Regions from separate parts of the Homo sapiens genome. Here region 1 is linked to region 2. Evidence: chromatin loops called from intact Hi-C (ENCODE). Cell type or tissue: PC-3. All regions are shown on one strand. Links, peaks and the distances in the headings refer to the core of each region. The heading gives the core; the rest is flanking DNA. Region 1 overlaps VPS13D (vacuolar protein sorting 13 homolog D). Region 2 overlaps VPS13D (vacuolar protein sorting 13 homolog D).

What was found. Hi-C counts contacts between places; a loop is a spot of excess contacts. Peaks named below come from ENCODE experiments on the same cell type or tissue, not always from the same donor. Only the 100,000 strongest peaks of a DNase experiment are listed, where the experiment ranks them.
Region 1: it touches region 2 in a loop (4-fold over the local background); 6 of 110 quality-filtered maps call a loop at or near these places.

The regions. Positions count from the first base shown.
Region 1 is chr1:12,429,495-12,439,943 of GRCh38, forward strand. The region is part of intron 65 of VPS13D (vacuolar protein sorting 13 homolog D); the gene reads left to right. Among named protein-coding and RNA genes, the nearest start is that of SNORA59A, 73 kb to the right of the region's middle. RefSeq lists an enhancer at 3,993-4,137 and a cis regulatory region at 4,060-4,070. In PC-3, for the core only: no CTCF peak of the experiment used is centred there; a DNase peak (open chromatin) is centred at 4,907; H3K27ac peaks cover 2,010 bases.
Region 2 is chr1:12,373,758-12,383,028 of GRCh38, forward strand. VPS13D (vacuolar protein sorting 13 homolog D) reads left to right here. Exons shown (of 70, transcript NM_015378.4): 55 at 1-101; 56 at 4,671-4,834; 57 at 5,731-5,839; 58 at 9,219-9,271. Among named protein-coding and RNA genes, the nearest start is that of SNORA59A, 130 kb to the right of the region's middle. In PC-3, for the core only: no CTCF peak of the experiment used is centred there; a DNase peak (open chromatin) is centred at 7,644; H3K4me3 peaks cover 600 bases; H3K27ac peaks cover 3,166 bases.

The DNA.
Region 1 (10,449 bases), core at 3,051-7,050, 54 kb after region 2:
GTTGGCCAGCTTGTCTCAAACTCTTGACCTCAGCTGATCCACCCACCTCGGCCTCCCAAAGTGCTGGCATTACAGGCGTGAGCCACTGCACTTAGCCCATACAAACTTTTTAAAAGTTTATTTACAAGTTTCCCCCCAAACATATCTGTAAGCTGGTGAATAGCCAAAATCGTACTATAGCAATACAGACAGGAAAAGGACATTGACTTTTAGGATCCTATTTCTTCTCCTCCCTTCCCCATGCCTCAGGTCTAGCACAGCACTGGGGCACAGCAAGCGCTTAGCAGATACTGACCTGGCTCTCATGAAGCCAGGTGGGCACTATTGATTGGACCCAGGCTTCGCTTAAGGTAGCAGGAAGCTGGTTTAGAGGAAGGAGAAGAAAACCTAGTCCCTTTTAATCTAATGAATTAAAATAATATTTATGGGAAATATTTGCTTTATTCCAGGAAAATGTTTGAAGTAAACATTTCCTGCAAGCTGTTGAATTTATATAATAAAACATTGGTTTGGAAACCTTAATTGTTTTCACTGAAGTGAAAATTAAGCAGAACATGCTTCCCAAACAGCCCCTTGTCTCAGTTTTGTTGCCATTGTAATGTTCAAAGCAGGATATTGTGGCCATTGAGGTAATTTTCTCTTTATTGGTAACTTGGAAATGAGCAAGGATCATGCCAAAGTTAGTTATAAAAGAGGAGGCACTCATGGCTCCTTGTAGTTTTATAGCAATTCAACCTTTGTAGCGTCCTCCTGTTACTATTTGATCTTCACAAACTTATGCATTAAAGAGTCAAGTTTATCCCCATTTGACGGATAAAGAAATTGAGTCACAGTGAAGGTAATTAACTTCTGGAGGGTCAAACAGGGAGTTTGTGGAAGAGGACCAGGCTCTTTACAGCCCCAAGCTCTTTTCAAAGACCATACTGCTGCTCTAGAAAGCACTCTTTCCTCCTTCAGGAATTAAAGCACTTTCACGTCTGTGAGATAATTTAACCTTGCAACATCCCAGTGGGGCCAGCAGGTTAGGTATGATTATCATTTCCCTTCCAGTGATGGGAAATTAAGTTACACAGGTTAAATGGTTTTGCCAAGACCGTGCAGTCAGTGTTGGAACCAGGGGATGGTGCCCAGGCTTCACAAACACTGAGCCCACTCTTTTCCTACCACACTAAGCCTTCTCAGAGGAGAGCCAGAGGAGCTTCTGATGCCTTGAAGACAGCTGTGAAACATCTTGCTTCCAAGAGGGCCTTGCTTTCCTAGCACCCACGCCAGATTGTGTGAATGCTTGGTTCTATAGTCTCAGCGGGTCATGCAAATCTCCAGTCCTACGATCACTAAGAAACAAAGCAAAAGGGGGCAAAGCCAGATAGATTTTACCAGCCTGTTTGGATTTTGTGTCCAGTAGAATTAGCAAGTGAAAGTTGTAGGATTGCTACAGAAGAGTTGCTTAGAAATCAATTAACGTGACAAACTGAGGTGCCTCAACAAATAAATTATATGGAGAGATAAAAGTTGTTAGGACTAAACACAGGAAGAATTTGCCACTTGTTTCTCTGTAAAAGGTAAAAACATAACAGTGAACTGTGTCTAACTTATGTTAAAAAATTGAATTTGGTGAGAAGCCTAGTTTTAATAATATTTCATATGATAATTTAAACTCTCTAACTTTTGCCTATTTAACCCCATCTTGTATTCTTCCTAAGAGATGTGTCAACACTAAAACTTTTCTTAGTTATTCCAGCTGAATATGGCAAAGCTACAATAGCTTTTCCCAGATGCAGACTCTTAACACAATCGCTGATATTCAGTAGAAACTCTTTGGATAGCAGATTTGGGAAAGAACCTTAAGGCCAGCCTTTAGCCCTCTCAAATTATAGGTAGAGAAACTGAGACCCTGTAAGGTTCTCAAAGCTAATTAGTCACAGGGCTAGCCCTCAAACCCAGGCTTTCTGGCTACAGATCTAGTATGATTGTTGAGACTGGGCCGGCAGCTTGTGGGCACCTGCTTGGTAGGAGTGAGGGGGAGAAAAGTAGTAGGGTGTAAGCCTTGCCTACTGTATATCTTCTCAGCGTTCTTTATTTTTTATCCATTTGTGTGTCTGTCTCCCATACTATACTGAGTTCCATGAGTACAAGGGACTAAGTCATACTCGTCTTGGTATCTTTAACCCTAAGCACTTAGCCTGTGATCTAGGAAGCCCTCAAGGGTTTGTTGCACTGAACCAGTCTGTTCTGTGTCAAGGTCAACTTACCGGAAGGGGCTGCAGGTAGTACAGCTCCTTAAAGCACCTTCTATTACTAGTCCTTCAGCAGAATCTTACCCAGTGAGTAAACCCATGCAAAACTTTTGCATCTCTCCTGAAAGCAGAACAAGACCTGCCCCCATGAAAAGAAAGAAATAGGGAATCCCTTTATAATTAGATTTAGTGGGCAGTGGTGAGATGTAGTAGAGATGAAACTTTAATAGACACATAGTCTTTGGGTGATGCCAAAATTAATCTAACTTTGTGGGTTAAAATGAATTTTAAAATTTTTCTAAATGTTCATATGTTTTTCTCTGTATGTTGTTAGAATTGTCATCGGGTTCTTTCTAAAGGCTGTGTGAAAGAAAAGAGCAAGCCAGGTGCGGTGGCTTACACCTGTAATCCCAGCACTTTGGGAGGCTGAGGCGGGCGGATAACCTGAGGTCGGGAGTTCGAGATTAGCCTGACTAACTTGGAGAAACCCCATCTCTACTAAAAATACAAAATTAGATGGGCATGGTGGTGCATGCCTGTAATTCCAGCTACTTGGAAGGCTGAGGCAGGAGAGTCGCTTGAACCTGGGGAGGCGGAGGTTGCTGTGAGCCTAGATTGTGCCATTGCACTCCGGCCTGGGCAACAAGAGCAAAACTCCGTCTCAAAAAAAAAAAAAAAGAAAAGAGCGAAAACATCTTTAGTACTGGTTCTTGCCCTAGGACAGAAGTGGCTGTTTGCTGTACCTCTCAGTGGACACTGAAAATGTGGATGTGTCCAGTTGCCTGCTGTCCAGCAACCCTGGAAGAACTTGTGATGGCTTTGTCTTCGTTATGAGAACACTTTGATCTGAACCCCTTTCCTTTTCTGAATCCTTTCCCTTTTTTTTTTTTTTTTAAGACAGTCTCACTGGCTGAAGTGCAATGGCACCATCTTGTCTCACTGCAACCTCTGCTTCTTGGGTTCAGGCAATCCTCCCAACCCGGCCTCCTGAGTAGCTGGGACTACGGGAGCACACCACCACACCTGGCTAAATTTTTTTTTCTCGTAGAGATGGGGTTTCTCTATGTTGCTCAGGCTGGTCTCTAACTCCTGGGCTGAAGTGATCCTCCTGCCTCAGCCTCCCAAAGTGCTGGGATTACAGGCATGAGCCACTGTGCCTGGCGTCTGAGTCCTCCTTCTAAAGGGAACCCACTGCACAGCATCTGGCTGCTGCCAACAAAATGACTGCCCCACCAGTCCCACAGGTGATGAGAGTTTGCAATGGCCTTCACAGCTTAGTACCTTAGTACCTTTTCTCTCCTGGTAACTTAGAATGGAAGCCCCATGGGGGCCCACGCATATCTGCGAGGGTGCACAGGCATGTGGCAGAATGAGCCAGGGGCCACCCTCTTGTTCTGGAGGTGCTGAGAGCCGGCCTGGCTGGGGGCTGTAACTGTCAGGCTGACTCCCAGCCACACTGTCCTCCCTGGAGTAGGTGCTCGAAACCTTTGCTTTTTGCCTTTTCGCTTTAATCTGGAACGCTTGGGGAAAAAAAAAAAACAAAAAAACAAAAAAACAACAACAAAACAGTAGACCAAATGGTGACTGAGTCCCAACCCTTCTTCAGGCCAGATGAAATCATGGTCCCTGCTGGCGCCATTCCTCCATCTCAGAGCCCTCACTTGGGTTCAGACCCTCAGTCACACAGGGAGCCCCGCCACAGCTGAAGTGTTTTGTCAGAGCAAGATTGCAAAGAGTTAACACTTTTGCTTTTTCGGAAAGTTATCTGTGAAGAGTATTAGTTGTTTAATAAAGCGTGCCTGCCCTCCCGATGAACCCGCCAGTGACTCTGCAGCTGGGGTCATTCCAAGTTCACGCAGTGGACTTTTGACTGCCTTCTGTGTCTGTGAAAACAGTCGGCAGCTCCTGCGGGGATCATTCATTCAGGCCTGTAACACAAAACTATTGCCAATGGGCACCTGCTGGGGCAGCTTCCCGGGAGGGCTGGGAGGAAGATACCAAACTCATCAGGCATCTGTGGAGATAAGAGCGGCAGGGGATCCACTGGGATCCCGCTAATCAGGCCTGCACTTAGACCCCACTGCCTGGCCAACAGGCTGGTGTCAGAATGTATTAGGCAGCCCTGGCCAGGATAGGATGTGAGCTAATTAAAGGCCTTTTACAAAGAGGAGGAGGTAGGGGGTGGGGAGAGAGAGAGAGTGAGAGAGAGAGAGAGAGAGTGTGTGTGTGTGTGTGTGTGGAGGAGGAGGAGGAGGAAAGAAGTTTGAAGTGCATTCCCCAAATTTCCAGCACATTCTTTATTCCTCTGTTTTATCCCTCAAAACAGAAGAAAACAAATTAGAGGCTGAGCATTTGGTTATTTCTAACCTGAAATTGTCATTCATTGTGCCTGATGCCGTATTGGTTTTAACTGCTATTTTTGTGGAATTACATATACTGTGAAAGACATCTTTTGCCGCAGTCTCCCTGGGAACATCCTGTTGTTGAAATGCCGTTGGTCAGCTGCTTGAATTTTGCCCTTTTCTCTGACTTTGACACATCAAGGCAAAAATAGGTACCTATTTGTGGTGTGTTCTAGGTTTCTCCCTTTTGCTTGGAAAATCCACTTGCCAGCTGTGAAGGGTGCTGCTGGGAGGATGAAATGAGTCAGTGCACAGCGTGTGCTCTTAAAGTTTGGTGGTTGAGGTGGCGGTGGTAGCAGCTTGGCTCTGTGGTTTAAAATGCCACAGCATGCACTATCTTGAAAATACTCAGTAGTCCTAGCATACAACTGGGTTTTAGTTACACCTACTTAAGGAAGAAAGCTCATTTGAAAGTGTTTGATTTTCCTGTACTTTCGTTTGTTTATTTAGCCTGTGTATTCCCCCCACCCCCAGTAAGCAGCAAACTAACTTATTTATAGGCCTCAGGTATGTTTAAATCTGTGGTATTTTCTTAATCAGCCTGATAATGATACATTTTTGAAAGCAGTTTTGTTCACACATAAACCTAAGCCTTTATTATATTATTCTGATACATTCCACATAAGCTTGTCTGTGCACAAAGAAACATTTAGATTAATCTTGTACTACATGGTAACAATCCTAGGAAATTCCAATCAAAAGCCAACAACCTGTTTCCTTCATTCTGGACTGTTGGTGGGTTTGTTTTTGTCTGTGGTCTGATAAGGAGTAACAACAATGTTAATTTTGTATTTCCTTGGCATTTGTCTCACATAATCTTTTGTCAAAGTTGACCAGTAGGCTTGTCAGGCTTGCCATGCAGTTTATGAAATAAATAGTTACAATGGAGTAGTTAACTTAGCCCTGCGGAATATGTTAGTGTATCCTTACCGTAAGTGTTTAAAATGTTAATTACATTTATCTTTATTTCTCAGCATTGCTATACAGAAAACATGGGATAGACACTGATACTGATTGCCCAGTTGAAATAAGTTTTGAATTTAGTAACTGAATGGATAGCTTTAAAAATGGTACTAATATTTTGGGAGACTGAGGTGAGCAGATTGCTTGAACTCAGGAGTTCGAGACCAGCCTGGGCAACATGACCAAAAAAAAAAAAAGTCTAAAAAATACAAAAATTAGCTGGGCGTGGTGGCACCCGCCTGTAGTCACACCTACATGGGAGGCTGAGGTGGGAGGATCATCCGAGCCTAGGAAGTTGAGGCTGCAGTGAGCTGTGTTTGCACCATCACATTCCAGCCTGGGTGACAGAGCAGGACCCTGTCTGAACAACAACAACAAAAAGATACTCATATTTATTGACTGCTTCACTATGTGCCAGGTACTGTTCTGAGTCTTCATACAAATTGATTTGTTTAATCCTCATAACGACCCTGTGGAATGCTAGTTTGTAAATGAGGATACTGACGTTCAGAGAAATTAACTAATTTGCCCAAGGTTACAAGGAGAGCCAGGCTAAGAACCGAGATTCTCTGATTCAGAGCCCGTCCTCTTAATACCAGTGCAAAAGCAGCACTCTATCTAGTAGGCTTCATTCTCGAACCTCTCTGCGATATATTTGCAGGGATTAACCATGTAAGGCTGTATTATCAAGGGGATACAGAGAATTTGAGTCACAGTTTAAAGTCATTTCCTGTGCTACCCTGTGTTGTATAATTAGCTCTTTTGTAGATGCTGTACCATCCAGGCCAAAGTGTGTGGCCGAAACCAGGAAATTGTTCTAACCCTGTCTGAGACACTTAGTGAAGGAGTTTTGACTTTGCTCTAACTCTACACATCGAGCTGACTATAGATTTATGTGCAAAAAGCATAACCTCATGTTAACAGGTCTATTTATTGTGTCTCTAGAGCAAGTTCACAACTATGTATGGACAACTAGAAATGCCAGGCTCTGTGCTAGGCACAGGGGACACAGACATAAACAAAACAAAGCCCTCTCCCCTTGGGGTCACCATCCAGCAGGGGAGGAGGACTTGCAGTCACACACATGTGGGAAAGTGTTCCAGGTTTGAGTTTGGTGTCTGTGGGGGTTCCTGTAGGGGGATCTCAGGAAGGGGTGGACTCTTCTACCCAGGACAAGGAAGGTCTGTACAGGGGAAGGCACGCCGGTGCCCAATCCTGAAGTCCAAGGAGATGCTTGCCATGTGGACAAGAGACAGGTGGGGACAAGAAGAGGCACACAGGGAGCAGTCCCAGCAGGAGGGAGCCTGGGGTGTGCAGCAGCAGGACTAGGGAGGGGTCAGTGGAGCTTAGCAGGTGGGCCTCTGGAATGAGGAGCTGGCCTAGTGGGGAAAGACTGGCTCATTGTACATCCCTTTGTTTTCCCTTGTTTCGCCCCCACCCACCACGTGAATTTAAAGGGGAAGAGACTTAACTGAATGTTTCACTTTTTGAGCCTAGTATTGTTATTTGTCATGATTTGACCATAATCTGCATATATACAATGTTAACTATTATTTTTTGCAAGTTTTTTTTTGTTTGTTTTTGTTTTTGAGACGGAGGTTTGCTCTTGTTGCCCAGGCTGGAGTGCAATGGCGTGATCTCGGCTCACCGCAACCTCCGCCTCCCAGATTCAAGCAATTCTCCTGCCTCTGCCTCCCGAGTAGCTGGGATTACAGGCATGCACCGCCACGCCTGGCTAATTTTGTATTTTTAGTAGAGACAGGGTTTCTCCATGTTGGTCAGGCTGGTCTCGAACTCCCGACCTCAGGTGATCCACCCACCTCAGCCTCCCAAAGTGCTGGGATTACACGCGTGAGCCACCGCTCCTGGCCTTTGCAAGTATTTTTATGTGGGTAAAACAGTTATACCTTTCACTGAGCGGGCCCAAACAAACAAAAACAACAGCCTGTCACACCGTGTGTGTGTGTGTGGCGGCGGGAGGGGGGTACCCAAAAACCCTGACTCACTTTTTATATAATTAGAGCTAAAACCAAACCAAGTCATGGCTTGTTTGCAGTAGGTAGATTGCAGAGTTACCAAACTGTTCTTTCTGACCAGAGTGACTCAGTCTAGTGCAAAGTCATGAACTGCCTCCAGCATTTCTCATTAACCTAATATCTCCATCTAGAGTAGAAATTCACCCTCCCTAAAGCCCAGAGGAAACAAACTAAGGGTCCTTGTGAAAGGAAAAGGCCTTTAGACCCTAAAACAACTGATTAGAAAGGCAGGACGAAAGGAGGGAGGGGGGCATTCTTTGTGCTTTCCTGTGCAATTTGGAGCTCAACAGATGAAGTGTTTGCCATTGATCCCCAAACCACATTTTGGGAAACTATCTGACCCCATTTGACTGGCCATTCAACTGTTCCACCATTTTCTTTACACAAAGCTAAACTAGATTTGAGCTAAATTTGAGAGGGAAGAGCACATTACATATGGGAATGTGGTTCATGGTTTTCTAACCCAACCCTCCCCTCCCCCATCCATTCCAATGAGTAGATTTTTCTCTGGAAATCCATCCTTTCTTTTTCCATTCAAGGCAACTAACAGTATCCAATTTTTGATTCGTAGTTTTAGTTTTCCATGTATAGACTAAAAGTGGATGTTTATCTTGAGACAGGAATGACTGTTTTTCTGCAATTGTTTAGACTAAGGCTAGGTAGATTTCCTGTGGACTTCTTGGAACCTTTGAGCCCTGATGTTTTCCCTGCGCTCAAAAATTACAGTGCTGGATGGCATCTTTCCAGCTGTTGGGATGGGAGACAGGCTGGGCCCTTTGACTCCTAAAATTGAACTTAGGTTGAGCTGGTTGGCAAATGTGGCAATGAAAGGGTTCCCTGAGCAAAACCTGGGAAAATATCAGTCTGGATATACTCTCCTAGCCCTGGCTTTCTTAGCACACCTTGATGTGTGTTCCGTAGCTGTCTTCCCACCCCCATCCCCTAAAACTTGAGCATCTGTAGCTCATCACTTATGTCCTGAACTCAGTAAACTGAGTCTCTGTTATAGGACTTAGAGAAATTTTCTTATACTATGGACTGAATGTGTCCCCCCAGAATTCATATGTTGAAATTCTAACCCCAAAGGTGTTGGTGTCAAGAGGTCATTGGGGGTGATTAGATCAAGGAATTGGTGCCCTTATCAAAGAGACCCCAGAGAGCTAGCCCACCCTTCTACCGTGTGAGGTTACAGTGAAAAGATGGCCATCTAGGAAGCAGGCCCTCATCAGACATTGAATCAGACACCGAATCTGCTGTCACCTTGATCTTGGACTTCCCATCCTCCAGAACTGTGAGAAACAAATTTCTGCTGTTTGTAAGCCACTCAGTTAACGGTATTTTGTTGTAGCAGCATGAACACACTGAGACAGCACATAACACAGAATGCTGTTTCTTTAAAATTTTCTTGAGTTTTTACCATGTGGTTTACTTGTCTTTTTCATTGATCCTTCCCTGTTCAGTGGGGAAACACAGATCAGCACCCAGCCCTTGCCGACCACATGAAACCTAAGATCTCACCTCCTCCTCCCTGGCAAAAGAAGAATTAGATAATGAGAGGTGTTCTGGTTTTGAGAGGAAGTTAACAAGTGTTGGGACGCTTGCACGTTAGAGCTGGCTGCCTGTGCTCTGAGTCAGAACTGAAATTTTGACATGTAAAGAAGAACTAATATTTGATCCTCTCCTGTGTGCCAGGCATAGCGCTAGCCACTTCATAGCTTTTTGGCTATTCTTCTCCATCTCCTTTCTGCCAGTTGCTCAAATACTTTGGAGTCATCCTTGGCTCCTTTCGGTCATGCCGCATGTCCAGTCCCTCAGCAGATCCCGAATCTGAACATATCCCTCCCGCGCCCACCTTCTAGTCCTCGTTCATCTTTGGCCTGGTTTTTATTGTAGTACACTTCTCCTTGCACCCTTGCTTCCTACTACTGACATTGAACCTCAGTACAACAACTAGAGTGATCCTGTCAAAACATAACAGATTTGGTCACCCAGCCCCTCCAGAGGCTTCCCGTTTCACTCCACATAGAAAATTCCAGCTTGTGCAACCTCACGAAGCCCACGAGGTCAGCCTCCTGCAGGCCTTTTCTGACCTGGTGCCTCACTGTCTCACCACCCTCCACCCCTCACCAGCTCCTGCCACACTGTTCTCGCTGCTTCTCAACCCTCTGCCTTCAAACGTCCACTCCAAGGTCTCTGCACTCAGTGTTCTCTTCCTGGAATGTTCTATGGCCACATGGTTTTCATCTACATTTTCTTTATCCAAATGTCACTTTCTCAGGGAGGCCCTTCCTGACATCCCCTCCCCCATCTAAAATTGCAGCCCCCTCCAGCTATACCTCTTCTCCTCCTCCCCTCTTGTTTTTCTACTTTTGTTACTGCTTTTATTTTACTTCTTTATACTATTTATTTTCTGTACAGCTATGAATACAACTGAAATGTGACATGAATTTTCATACAACATACGAATTTTGGAGGGACACACTCAGTCCATAGTATATGTAAATCTCATGAGGGCTGAAAGTTTTGTCTGTTTTGTTCACTGCTACATCCCCAGCCCTTAGAACAGTGCCTGGCAAATAGTGCTAAGTAAGTTTTTATTGATAGGAGGGAAGAAAGGGAAGAAGGAAGGAACAGACAGACCCTTGGAGTTAGGCATTATCTCCATTTATAGATGAAGACACTGAGGCTCTGAGAAGTTTCCCAAGATCACGCAGCCAATAAGTGAAACCACTTTGAGGTCACACATTTGAACCCTAATGTGTGACCCCAGAGCTTTTCTGATTTCTACTTTACTGTGCTGTTTTCCTATGG
Region 2 (9,271 bases), core at 5,272-9,271:
AGGGAACAGGCAGGCCTGTGGCTTCCAACAAGGCCATTACCTGTGCGGAGCTCGTTTTGGATGTCTCACCCAAGACACAAAGAGTCATTTTAAAAAAGAAGGTAAGAGAGCTTACAATCAGAGTTTAGAATACAAGGTTTTTAGCACTGGACGGGACTCAGGATCACCCAGTGCAGAGTCCTTATTTCATGATGAGGCCATAGGGACTTGTGTGGAACCCAGGCCTCTTGGCATTTCCAGGTCAGTGTTAGGGCGGATGAGTACCAGCTCAGGAGTAAGATGACTTCTGGAGTGGGATGTGATCACCAGGTGTGATCAGCAGAACGTGAATAATAAATATATGTGGAATTACTAAGGGCTGGGTGACTGTTAAGCAGACAAGAACAAATTTCTAAGATTAAGTAGCAATAATTGTAACATTTTATATAACATTTTATAACTTATAGAACATTTTCAGTTATTATTTCACTTGATAAGGATGACAGCTAGTAAATAGGTAATAAAAGAGTTACATTGACATTGAAAATTAGGTTAAAGTGTATGAACTGGCATGAAGAAATGGACCTCTCCTTTTTAGTTGGAAACCAAGTGTAGAAAGTTTGACATTTTAGGTTTTTGTTTGGTTTGTTTTTGTTTTTTTTACTTTTTATTTGGAAACAATCTCAGATTTCCAGAAAATTGGCAAGAATTTTACCAAAGTGGGGCTGTGATGTTGATTTGTCCCCTTACTGGTGACATTAACTTATTGCAGTTGATTAAGAAGGTGTGTGGTAGCCTTTTCCACTGAGAAGTGAGGCTACTCTTTTTCTTTTTATAATCAGTCAAGATTTTGTGGCGTGGTACGTTGAGACTACATAAACCTCCTATTTGTCATATTTTCTATATATGTATGCATATGTATATGTGTCATTCAGTATGGGCTGCTGTTTTATTCAGCGTGTTATCTGTTACTGTGTCAGTATGTGTATGCGTATGTATGTATGTATTTATTTATTTTTGAGATGGAGTCTTGCTCTGTTGCCTAGGCTGGAGTGCAATGGCATGATCTCAGCTCACTACAACCTCTGCCTCCTGGGTTCAAGTGATTCTCCTGCCTCAGCCTCCCGAGTAGCTGGGACTACAGGAGCCCACCACCACACCCAACTAATTCTTGTATTTTTAGTAGAGACGGGGTTTCGCCATGTTGGCCAGGCTGGTCTGGAACTCCTGACCTCAGGTAATCCGCCTGCCTTGGCCTCCGAAAGTGCTGGGATTACAGGCCTGAGCCACCATGCCCGGCCAGTATTTATTTTGATGCTCAGTTTTTCTTATCTTTGGCCAGTGGGAGCTCCTTTAACCTTCCGTGTGCTTTCAGCATGTGCCCTCACTCACTTCCTTACTTTCTGACACAGCAAGTTATCCTGGGTCAATCTTATATTTTTCCCTGCACCATTCCTGGAATTTGCCATTTCTCCAGGGAGCCCTCATCCCTTCTATCAGAGAATGGAATTTAGAAACCTGAGATTCATGAATTAGGTGCAGTTGTTGCTATTGTGGTGTTGTGGTTCCCAGGCTCTCTCAGAAGACAGACCTAGGGTTTTTTAATCTATGTATGCACAAATATACATATGTGTGTTTTATGTACATATTTATATACTGTACATATTTATTTCTATGTCTACATATCAAAATCTAGCAGTTCACACCAATATTTCCAATTCAAGTCCAGTATGACAAAGTTCATTCTAATTTTCTCCCTTTCCCTATTTGTACTTCCCTTGTCCAGCACTGAGAATATGTTTATTGATTTGATCAGTTCCCCTGAATGTAACAGTGTAACTCATCCTCCGTCACCACAGTTGTCCCATGTCCTGTATGAACACCCTGGTTTCTTCCCTTGGGCTCTGATCTCCATGTACTGGGCAGCCCTGCCCTCTTCCCACCCTGTCCTTCGCAGGAATGCCCTCCTCACCTCCCTCTGTGATGCTCCCATTAAACCCCTCCCCAACCTCCCAACTTGGCTTCAGCCCCTGCTCTGGGCTGCCCCATCGCTTAGGTGGATGCCTTTCTTGTTCCACATGCGCTTTAACAATTCCACACTGGGCCACCCCAACCCCCATCCCCACCACACACACAAGCCCCATGGAGTTCTGCCTTCCACAGTCCCATCTAAAGATTTTAGAACTAAATTATTAGGGAAGGGAGGAAGGGAACTGGAAGGAGAATGGTGCATCTCAGATTTTCAAGTGGAAATTTTGGTAGTTTCCAAATTATGATGAGCCTGGACAAATGGGCAGGCAGTAGAGGAATCCCAGTATGGAAACTTGATCTCACCTGGGTATGTCTGTGTTGATTCCCAGTCTGCAGCATCTACAGGATAACCGAGATGCTTTTCCTGTTGTTTCTGGTGCTGTGCAGAGATGCTTTCTGTTTCTGTGAACAGAGAAGCAAGCATGTGGGAATTGGAGATGGGAAGCACAGCTTAGCTTCATCTCTTTTTGCAGACAGAGGAGGCAGTAGCACACAGCAGAGACAGCATGATGTGTTTTTAGGTTTGAGTTCTGGCTTTGCCACTTAAAGATATATAGTATCTGGTATTTCCCATTTCTCTCAGTTTCATTTTTCAACTGACCTCCCAGGTTTGCTGGAAGGATTAGCTAAGATAATGTACATAAAGTGGTCTGTAAAGAGATGTAATGATAATAACACAACAAACATTTATTGAGGCTCTACCCTGTGCCAGGCATGTACTAATAAGCGTGTTACATTTATTACACTTATCACAAAAACCATGAGGCAATTTTTCTCGTTGACAGATCAGGAAACGGAGGCTCTAAGAGATTAAGTAACTTGTCCAAGGTCATTCAGCTTGTAAATTGTGTAGCTGGATCTCAGATCCTGGCATTTTGACTCCAATGTTCATGCTACTTTGTTAGTTTTTACCTTGTAGAATGTGATAAAAAGCTATCTGTCCGGCCAGGGGTAGCATGTAAATGAGTTTGTGGTACCCTGATGTGTCTGATGCTCTGGAGGAGTTCCTGCCTAGTGGGAGTGTATGTGATCCTGGCAGATCTAGCTGGAGTGTAGGTGTGACTGAAAAGGAATGATACAGATTGTGCTAGAGAGGCAACATAGCAGAGCAGTTAAGCGTGCTGACTCTGGAATCAGGCTGCAGAGATTCACATGTTGGACCTACCATCTAACTAGTTATTTCACTGTGGGGAAGTTACTTCATCTCACCGAGCCTTAACTTCCTCATCTATGAGGAGGGACATATGTCACTGGATTGTTTGCAGCAGTAAATGAGTTTTTTTCTTTTTTTCTTTCTTTTTTTTTTTTTGAGACGGAGTTTCGCTCTTGTTCCCCAGGCTAGAGTGCAATGGCGCAATCTTGGCTCACTGCAACCTCTGCCTCCTGGTTTCAAGTGATTCTCCTGCCTCAGTTTCCCGAGTAGCTGGGATTACAGGCATGCGCCACCACGCCCAGCTAATTTTTGTATTTTTAGTAGAGACGGGGTTTCACCATGTTGGCCAGGCTGGTCTTGAACTCCTGACCTCAGGTGATACACCTGCCTCGGCCTCCCAAAGTGCTTGGATTACAGGCATGAGCCACCACGCCCGGCCTAAATGAGTTGTTTTATGTAAGTCTTATGGACCAATGTCTAGCGCATAGTAAGTTCTCAGTAAGTATTATGACTTCTAGTATATAATGGATTATATAGACTTTCATGATTGACCTGGAAGCCCAACTGCTGTTTCCAAAATATTTCTAAAGAGAAAATATATTTAGAACTAGCAATCTGGCCAGGCACGGTAGCTCATGCCTTTAATCCCAGCACTTTGGGAGGCCGAGGCAGACAGATCACCTGAGGGCAGGAGTTTGAGACCAGCCTGGCCAACATGGCGAAACCCTGTCTCTACTAAAAATACAAAAATCAGCCAGGCGTGATGGTGCATGCCTGTAATCCCAGCTACTCGGGAGGCTGAGGCAGGAGAATTCGCCTGAACCCAGGAGGAGAGATTGTAGTGAGCCGAGATCGCACTATTTCACTCCAGCCTGGAGAACAGGAGCGAAACTCCATCCCAAAAAAAAAAAAAAAAAAAAAGAATTACTAGCAATCAATTAGCATAACCTTGAATACAACCAACTTAACACTTGTGATACAATCAATTCATGAAAATTGGACACCATCAATATAGTACGCTTTCCTTATAAACATTCGGGACGGGGAGGAAGACCTCTGGTAAATTCTGATTCAAAGTCAGATATTGAGCATATCGTATAGTCTTTATGTAATTGCACTCTTCTTTAAGGTAAGGGCACCGGACGGTCATCATCTGGAATGGCAGTGATCATGGCAGTATAGCTAGTGTAGGAGGCTGCCCCGCCATTTGTTTCTAATTTCTAAAAAAGGAAAAAAACTCGGTTATGAAAATAATACGTTTGTTAAAATGCACATTATTTGTAATGTTTGGTTGTTTGGTTCAAGAGGTTAGCATATTTTACCCTAAGAACAACAAAAGATAGATAACCATGAAAGTTTGAATTAAGCATTTATATAATGTGGAAAACGTCTAAATAAACTTCCTATATGAGAACTTATTTAGCCCTAGAGGAAGCTCTTGAAGTGAGGAGCTAGCTGTGGCTGCCCATAATGGCTCTTTCTCTTTTTGCTTGTACCTACTTAACAGGAACCAGGAAAGCGTTCTCAGCTGTGGAGGATGACAGGAACAGGAATGCTGGCCCATGAGGGCTCCTCAGTTCCTCACAATCCCAATAAGCCCTCAGCCGCCCGCTCCACCGAGGGGTCTGCCATCTTAGATATTGCTGGTCTCGCTGCAGTGACTGACAACAGGTAATTTTCTAGGCAACTTTTGATTCAAGCTCATTGCTTTCAAATTCAGACTCAGAGGAAATCTACAACAAAAACTAAGAGTTCTATAAATAAAGTAAAAATGTATATTTTTTTCAATGACAAAAACCTGTCATATTCCCAAATATGAGTATTGGGCTTTCCCTTTAAATATTTTAAGCTTTGATGAAATACCCATGCAGATGTTAAGAAACTTCAAACAATAAAATGGGTATAATGTGAAAAGTGATTATTTCTTCCACCCAAATTCCAGTCCGTCCTTATTCTGAGGAAGTAGTTTCTTTTTTACATCTTCCTAATAACTTTGTCAAATCCTTCAAAAGCAGAAATTAATTATTAAGAGAATAATCAGATGTATTTTTATGAATAAATCCTTGGATTCAAATTAGCTCTTTAAGTTTGAATAAGTTACTTGATTTGCCTGTGCCTTAGTTTCTCCATAAAAATCAGTGTGTTTTCAGTTAATACCTTATTTCCAGAAAAACTTTAGTTGACTTACAAGTTAGAACAGAAAAGAATTTAGAAATACAACAGAAAAAAGACTGTTGGAAAGATTTTACATGTATTTAGCAGCTATTCCTTCCATACTGCATGGTAAGTTGCCGTTTTGAGAATGCAAGAAGCCATATTACTGTGTGTTATGAAATCTTTAATGTCTTACTTTGTGTCCCCTCTTCATGTTTTTCCATTTTGCTTTATTCCTCTTTTCTTATCAAGAGATACCTAACTGCCCTAGGATTCAAGCTAACTACCCATTCAGTTTTAAGGGTGGAGGGCATTAGAAGGAAGAAGAGCAAAGCCATCATCCTCATGTTCCCTTCAGGCGTGAAACAGTTGACTCGGAGGTTTCATGGTTCATTGTGTATTCCGTTTTCCAGATACGAGCCACTGATGCTGAGAAAGCCTGACCGCAGGCGAAGCACAACTCAGACGTGGAGTTTCCGAGAAGGAAAACTGACCTGTGGGTTACATGGGTTGGTCGTCCAGGTCAGTCGTTTTTGATCCCCAATTGCAGCAAGCAGTGGTTGAGCCTTCTTTGAAACAAAGTCTCTACTAAGTTATACATGATGAATTGTTCAGTGGGAAAACTAGTTACAGAGCAATACTTATTCTATTCCATTTTAGTTAAAAGGAAGTCAGAGTTTTGTTGTGCATTTGTGTATTTTTTTTTTTTTTTGAGGTGGAGTCTTGCTCTGTCGCTCAGGCTGGAGTGCAGTGGCACAATCTCGGCTCACTGCAAGCTCCGCCTCCCGGGTTCACGCCATTCTCCTTCCTCAGCCTCCCGAGTAGCTGGGACTACAGGTGCCCGCCACCACGCCCGGCTAATTTTTTGTATTTTTTAGTAGAGATGGAGTTTCACCATGTTAGCCAGGATGGTCTCGATCTCCTAACCTCGTTATCCACCCGCCTTGGCCTCCCAAAGTGCTGGGATTACAGGCGTGAGCCACCGCGCCCAGCCCCGCATTTGTGTATGTTTACATGGGAAAAGTTCTTGGAGATGGTATGCAATACATGTGTTAAGAGTGATTGCCCTGGATGATAAGATATGTTTTTCATGGCTTACCTGGACTTTTTCTTTGATGTCATATATTACCAATGTAATTTTAAAAAGAAAAAAATTACCTATGTAATTTTAAAAAGAAAAAAATTACCTATGTAATTTTAAAAGTCCAGCACTAAGTTAGATGAATTAGATTTAGACCTGGGAAGTTAATGGCATAGCTGCAAGTCCTCTGTAAAGGGTTCTATGACATGGTGAGCATTCGCCAGGCATCTACATGCTCTTGATTCTGTTCATTTTGGCCTAAATAAGCATTGAATTGCTGTAGCAAATGTCAGAATGAAGATTGCTGGACAGTTTCCTCCTCAGCCAGTCTACCTCATGATAAACTCCCAGCTACTTTCTAAGCAAATATGTGTTTGGCAAATTACCAAGGGTTTGGATTTTCTGCCCTTTCTGGCTTCAGGCTGGGAATGAGAACAGGGGTCTGAGAAGTAGGAAGGTGTCTAGGAGGTTTGGACATGCAGTAGACTAGCACCTGCAATTGTGTGTGCAGTTCTGTCCAGCCTGGGATTTTACACAAAAGGGAAACAGGAGACTATCAGACTCTTGATAGAGAACTCTGAGTGTACTTAGATTGTACTCCAGGGCAGTTTGCAAAAACTGTAAGGAGCCTCTGACTGCTTTTGGTGAGATTTATTTTCTTTATCTCTATCGCCCTGAGCTTTTTTCATCAAAGACAAGCTGCTTACTTATATGTAGCACACATCTGGAATGGATTTGTGATTTTCAATTAGCAATACAATTCAAACTTCTAGAGGCAAAGAGGGCTTGTTATAATTGGTGGGTTTCATGTCTGACCCTGACTTCACTTCTAGTTTGTTTCTAAAGCCCATGTAATTCCAATGCTCTTGGAGCATTTTCTTCCTTAAAATCTTTTTTTGGTGTTTGTTGTTTTGTGAATCTATTTCATCATTTCCCTGCTTGTTAGTGACAGTATAATAACAGTATTCAGCAGAGCAGAATGTGTTTTGGTTAGGGAAGTAAGCTTGTTTCAATCTTATTATGCTGAATAAAGTCATTGAAGACATTAAAACATTTTCTGACACTGCTCTTATTAGGTTGTATATGCTCTTTCTTTCTAAACTTATAATAGCTATAAAAAGCTTTCTTTGTGTTGAAACCTGTACTATAAACCCTGCTCAAAGTTTGCTTTTCATGAGTCAATATTTAAAAGTTAACAAAGGGGATTTAGACACTCTTTGCCATTGTCTTCTCTAGCCTTGTGTTTGCTTTCCCACAGCCATAATCCTGTAGACTCGATTTACTTGGGGCATGTAGCAAGGTGTTTTCCTCCAAAGGCCTTGTTAAAGCAAACTAAATATGGCCTGAGAAGGACTCCGTACTTCTATAATTGAATCCCTGTGGACCAACTGTAACCTAGAGTAATCGGCAGGCAAGATTGAAATCCTTACTTAGGAGTATGTGCCTGTAACAATAGCTGAGACTTGGCCAGTCACAGCAGCCATACTTCCACCACTCACAGATGGCTGAGTGTTCAGACTGTGTTCAAATAAGGCAGACGCCAACCTGTAACCAATCCAGCTGTTTACTTCCAACTTCTGTACATCACTTCCCTTTCTTTGTCTATAAATTTGTTCTGACCACGAGGCATCCCTGGAGTCTCTCTGAATCTGCTGTGATTCTGGAGGCTGCCTGATTTGTGAATTGTTCATTGCTCAATTAAACCCCTTTAAATTTAATTCGGCTGAAGTCAGTCAGTCTGTCTTTTTTTCTTTTTCTTTCTTTTCTTTTCTTTCTTTCTTTCTTTCTTTCTTTCTTTCTTTCTTTCTTTCTTTCTTTCTTTCTTTCTCTCTCTCTCTCTCCTTCCTTCCTTTCTTCCTTCCTTCCTTCCTTTCTTTCTCTTTCTTTCTTTCTTTCTTCCCTTTCTTCTCTCTCTTTCTTTCTTTTTCTTTCTTTCTTTTTCCTTTTCCTCTTTTCTTTTCTTTTGACAAAGTGTCGCTCTTGTTGCCCGGGCTGGAGTACAATAGCACAATCTCAGTTCACTGCAACCTCCGCCTCCCGGGCTCAAGCGATTCTCCTGCCTCAGCCTCCTGAGTAGCTGGGATTACAGTTGCCTGCAACCATGCCTGGCTAATTTTTGTATTTTTAGTAGAGATAGGGTTTCACCATGTTGACCAGGCTGGTCTCAAACTCCTGACCTCAGATGATTCGCCCGCCTTGGCCTCCCGAAGTGCTGGGATTACAGGCTGAGCCACCTCGCCTGGCTTGAAGTTTTTCTTTTAACAGCCTGAATAACTGGGTATCAGGTGACATTCTCAACTCTGTATTCCATTCTAGAAGAAACACCATCTTTTGAGTATTTGGATTGGTTGTCCAGCCATAGGCCTGTTTGGGGAGGTTTTCAACTCAAGAATTTTCCTCTTACTGGAAAGCTGAATGATTATAATAATTATTTTCTATTTTCAGAATATTTCAGATTTTTAAGCAAACCCTAGTAAGAATACTCAAAGAAACAGCTAGTTTTGGCTACTTTTTTAGAAGTTTATTTTAATGACAAGAAGTTAGTACTAGTAAAAGGCAGAATTAAACTGATCTATGCATGAAATTATCTCTTATTCATAATTACCAAAATTTATGAGCATAACTTTTCATCTTACTGAAGTAATTCTCCTGTTTTTCATCATCTGCAAAGCTGAACAAATAGTAAAGGCTTTGTTGCACATTGATCATGACCCTCCAGAGGAGAATGTAAATTTAGGAACTTGTTTGAAATGATGTGTTAACTTGTCAAAGTCAGTGCCTCTGTCTTTTCTCACATGTCTCTACTCCAATGTCTTTTAGGCCAAAGGAGGACTTTCTGGTTTGTTTGATGGAGCTGAAGTTGTTCTTGGTCC